Regions from separate parts of the Homo sapiens genome. Here region 2 is linked to region 1. The links are chromatin loops, found by intact Hi-C in ENCODE. Cell type or tissue: psoas muscle. All regions are shown on one strand.

Region 1 (2,500 bases):
TGTACTTTCACTTACAAAATTTCCATTTGGTCTTTTTTTACTTTCTATTTCTTCACTCAAACTTTCAATTTCTTTGCAGAGACTATTTACTTCATTTGTTTCAAGCATGTTTCTAATTGTTCATTGAAGCAGTTTTATGATGATGATTTAAAATCTTTGCCAGATAATTCTAATATCCCTGTCATCTTGGTGTTGGCATCTACTGATTATCTTTTTCATTCAGTTTGAGATCTCCCTGTTTCTTGGTATAGTGAGTTATTTTCAATTAAAACCAGAAAATTTGGCGTATTCTGTTTTTAGATTCTGGATTTTATTTACGCTTTTTGTTTTAGCTGGCTTCTTCTGACACTGTCTTGGCAGGGGAAGGAGGGCATGCAGGTCATCTCCTCTATCTACAGCCAGGTAGGGGTAAAAATCCAGGTTTCCCACTATTCTTCCATTGACACTTGGGGGTGGGGTGCTCTTGATTACTGCTGGATGCGGTTGGGAGTTCCATCCCAATGAATGGATACAAGAAGTTAGGCCTCCACTGGTACCTCCCTGACTGGGAGGAATAGGAATGTCTTGTTACTATTCTCTGTGTGGCCTTTGGTGAAAACATGGGGTAGGGGTGTGTGTGGTCTCAATAACTGGTTTCGTAATCTTGCTTGAATTTATTTTGAAAACTTATTTTGGCTTTAAGTATGTATAAAATGCTAGACACATAAAGAATAAATAAGTAGCTTTATATTTATATATTTAAGTGAATTAAAATGAAAATGTTTGTTTAAAAGGGCTTCCTACTTGATTCAGGTTTGAGAAATACCCACATGAGTGAATGCATGGCTGCACACTCACATCATGAGTCCCTGGAATTGTTCGTACTTCCCTCCAGGTTCTTCCACCTACACAAAAAGACAGAAGGAGCTGGGCCCCTGACACTATGGAACATCATGCCAGCCTGACCCTGATGCTCTCTATTGAAGGCTCTTGTTAGTTTCCTATTGCTGCTGTAATACATTGCCACAAATTTATTGCCTTACAACAATACAAATGTATTCTCTTACTGTTCTGGGGGTCAGAGTCCAAAATCAGTTTCACTGGGGTGAAATCTAGGTGTCTGGTTTCTTTTGGAGGCTCTAGGAGAGAATCTGTTTTCTTGCCTTCACCAGCTTTTAGAAGCTTTCTGCTTTCTTTGGCTCGTGGTCTCTTCCTTCATCTTCAAAGCCAGCAGTGTAGCATCTTCTAATCTCTCTCTTACTCTGACCTCTACTTATCTCATTATACCCTGCCTTCTCCCTCATATAAGGACCCTTGTAACTACATTGGGCTCACCTAGATAGTGCAGAATAATCTCATTTCAAGATCCTTCACTTCATCCCATCTACAAAGACCGTTTTGCAGCATAAGTTATACTCACAGGTTCTAGGGAATTAAGACATGGACATCACTGGGAGGGCCTTATTCAGCCTACCATAAGGGGGTGCTGTTACTTGCAGCTAAATCAAATTCTGAATGATTGACCTTCCACCAGAATGTAAGCTCCCCTACAACAGGGAGTTTTGTCTGGTTTGTTCACCAATGTTTTCTCAGTCTCCTATCGTAGTGATGGGTGCATTTTCATGGCTGCCACCCTCGCAAAGGAGGTAACTTCAAAAAGATCTGGAGATAGAGCACTCCAGGCAGAGGAAACAGCCTGTTCAAGCCCTCAGGCCAGAGAACTCTTTTTATTTATAGGAATAATACTCAATATATCATTTTATTGTGACAGAACAACTCAGCTTTTATAAACTATCAAACTGTTGAGATAATGGACCCCTTTGAAACTCTCTGTCTCTTTTGCTAAGCACAATCTGGTTTTACTTCTACATCTTCTTTTCTGGCTCTAACATCGAAAAAATTTTCAATTACTATCAAACCAACATAAAAACATTATACAAGAAATATATGTATAAACATCATTCATGATTCAAAGATCATTCCCTTTGGCAGCTTTGAAAGGTTAAAAATGTAAACCCTGGAGTTATACTGTTTTATGTTCACATCTGGGCTTTGCCACTCAATAACTATGATTTTGGGCTATTACTTAGACCTTCTCTGCCTTTGTTTCTTCATCTGTAAAATGAAGATAACAATAGTCCACCTCACACAGCTGTGAGAATTAAATGAATTAATCTAATATGCTTAGAAAGGATGCTGGCACATCCCCTCAATAACTGTTAATCATAATTCTTACTTTTCAGTTTTCCTCCACATAATTTGTATTTAGTTGCAATTACAGGTACTCAAAGCATTGTGTTCTACTTTTAAAAATATAATCTTGTTCATAAGTTTTATTTCCTATCTCTTTTTCATTAACATAGGTAATCTTATTTTATTATTTAATTAATTAATTAACTTATTTAGAGACAGGTTCTTGCTCTGTTGCCCAGGTTGGAGTGCAGTGGCACGATCTCAGCTCACTGCAACCCTGCCCTCCTGGGCTCAAGCAATCCTCCTACCTCAGCCTCCCGAATAGCTG
Region 2 (2,500 bases), 100 kb after region 1:
TTTTGGGGGGGCAGGACAGAACAGTTTCATCTTGATAAATTAAAGGATTTAATAATTTTGATTACAATAATCACAGTGTTAGTATTTTGAATAATTTTAGCAGTTAGTGGGAAACATGATTTAGATAATTTTAAAGAAATTGCAATATTTTGAATCAGAGCAAAATTTCCTTAACAATATTACTGTTAATTTTTTTATGTCTTATGATTCTAATGTTTCTCCTTTTTTTCTTTTAACAGAAGAAATACAGAAAGGGGTTTATTGATGTTTCAAAAATCAAGTGTGTGGAAATAGTGAAGAATGATGATGGTGTCATTCCCTGTCAAAATAAGTATCCATTTCAGGTGAGCTGGTGTATTTTTGTGGCAGTGCAGTGCTGGGCTTAGTCATGTTTGCTCTTTGACATTACAGTTTCCTGTCCTTGCTTTGCTGGCTGATTTGTAGGTTCATTTGCCACTTTAATAGTTGTGACTTTTCTTCATGAACTGTTTAAGTCTTTGTGGAAACATTTTCTGATTCTTAAGGAGTTGGGGCTAAGACTGAAAAGTGAGGTTGAAGTGTTCCCTATGAATCTGAGAAACTGAGAAGTGAAAGGCTCAAGTGGAAATGAGATTAAAAGGCTGCTTGTGATGAAAAAAATAATATTAGACATATATTAATTAAACTATGCTTCTTCGGGGTAATCATGTTATTTTTTTTCCCGACAATGGTTCTGTTGCATAAGGGAGGTAAATATCTCATTATTCTCATTTATGTCTGAGGAAATCAGTGCTCACCTGTTAAATAGCTTCTCCAAGGTCACCTTGTAAATGAAAAGTCTGCCAAGCACACACACGCGCATCTCCTCTCCAGAAGAGGAGGGTCCGGCGTCCTGAGCTACTCCGCATTCCTGCCAGTATCTTGGTTCCCACCTGCCTTGAGAACTCAGGAATGTGGAGTTGGATCCTGATAATCTGGAGCTCTCAGCCCCTCCCCAGCACCTCACCACTTCCTTCCCTGCTCAAGGATGTTTTTATGCTCTCCTTGAGCAGTGAATGTCCCTAGTGAAAGTCGCCTTTTACCCATGGCTGTGGTCTCACCATGTCCTGAAAGGAAAGTTGCAAAAGTCTTTTTCAATGTGGTGGAATTTTTGCTTGTTTTTAATTGCTCTTATGAAGTTATCAATTACGTTGGAATTATACATTTACCAGTTTTGGGGGATGAAGATGTTTGGGAAGCAGTGAGCCAAAATATCCAAGCTCCTGGCTTATTCTCCGCTAGAGTGGCAACATCACAAATGGAGGAAGGGCTACATTTAATTTTCCTTTTCCCTGTTCCTTATTTTATAGCTACCATTTCTCTGAGTGAAGGACAGGGACAGTAAGTGCTTAGAGAGGTGACTCTGAGGCCAAACTGCCTGATTTGCTTACTGGCTATGTGAGCTTGTGTAAGTCACTTAACCTCTCTGTGCCTGTTTCCTCTCTTAAAAAATGGGAATAATAACAATAATAGTACTCATTTCATGGGGTTGTTGTGAGGATTAACTGATGTGATATATAAATAGCTTTGACATATAATCAGAGCAAGGTAAGTGGTAGTTGCTATTATTACTATTGCTATTCTCTTACTACTGCTGCTGCTATTAATATTACACCTAATATTACACCTACCACCTGGATCTAGAAGTAAGATAAATTTAAACCTTCTTCTTAAGTATGTTTAATGCATATATAATGGAAATTTAGCAGAGAACCATTCCTACCACACTTCTTTTTTTTTTTTTCCTTTGAGATGGAGTCTTCCTTTGTCACCCAGGCTGGAGTGCAGTGGTATGATCTCAGCTCACTGAGACCTCCACTTCCCAGGTTCAAGCGATTCTCATGCCTCAGCCACCCAAGTAGCTGGGATTATAGGCATATACCACCATGCCTGGCTAATTTTTGTATTTTTAGTAGAGACAGGGTTTCACCATGTTGGCCAGGCTGGTCTCGAACTCCTGGCCTCAAGTGATCTGCCTGCCTCAGCCTCCCAAAGTACTGAGATTACAGTCGTGAGCCACTGCACCGGGCCTCCTACCACAGCTTTGATGGCTATTAGACATGCTAGGGATTGACAGCATTGGGGAGCTGTGGCTGTCATGATTCTGGACCCAGCATTAGGATTTTTGCTGTCCAAGAAAGAGAGATTCACTCTGCAAGTTTTGGGTTGCTTTTAAGAATGATAATACAAGTAGAACAGAACGCATTCCATCCCTGAACTACTAAAATTGTTGAGATGAATAAATATGAGAAAAGTTTGAAAACAATCTGAAAAATTAATCAAGAAGGGATAAGCTTGAGCTTTATACAATTTAAAGCAGCATGATTTAAAAGGTGAAAAATACCCTCTCTTATTATAACTTAAGTATAACTAAGAAAGTATAGATCCTAGTTTCACATTTTCATAGTGAAATTTTACATTAGGTTCAGATGCAAAGTGAAAACAATAAAAGTAGAAGTAGACATTTTCAAAAGACACTGGG

What was found. A loop is a pair of places that touch in the nucleus more often than their neighbours do. Peaks named below come from ENCODE experiments on the same cell type or tissue, not always from the same donor. Only the 100,000 strongest peaks of a DNase experiment are listed, where the experiment ranks them.
Region 2: it touches region 1 in a loop (2.0-fold over the local background); 4 of 110 quality-filtered maps call a loop at or near these places.

What each region holds. Positions count from the first base shown.
Region 1 is chr4:48,274,414-48,276,913 of GRCh38, reverse strand. The region is part of intron 1 of LOC105374445 (a long non-coding RNA gene); the gene reads right to left. Among named protein-coding and RNA genes, the nearest start is that of TEC, 5.8 kb to the right of the region's middle. In psoas muscle, CTCF peaks have their summits at 1,294 and 1,495 (motif pointing right); no DNase peak of the experiment used is centred here.
Region 2 is chr4:48,173,926-48,176,425 of GRCh38, reverse strand. It overlaps TEC (tec protein tyrosine kinase), which reads left to right. Exons shown (of 18, transcript NM_003215.3): 3 at 240-344. Among named protein-coding and RNA genes, the nearest start is that of TXK, 41 kb to the right of the region's middle. RefSeq lists an enhancer at 668-1,169. In psoas muscle, no CTCF peak of the experiment used is centred here; no DNase peak of the experiment used is centred here; H3K27ac peaks cover 183 bases.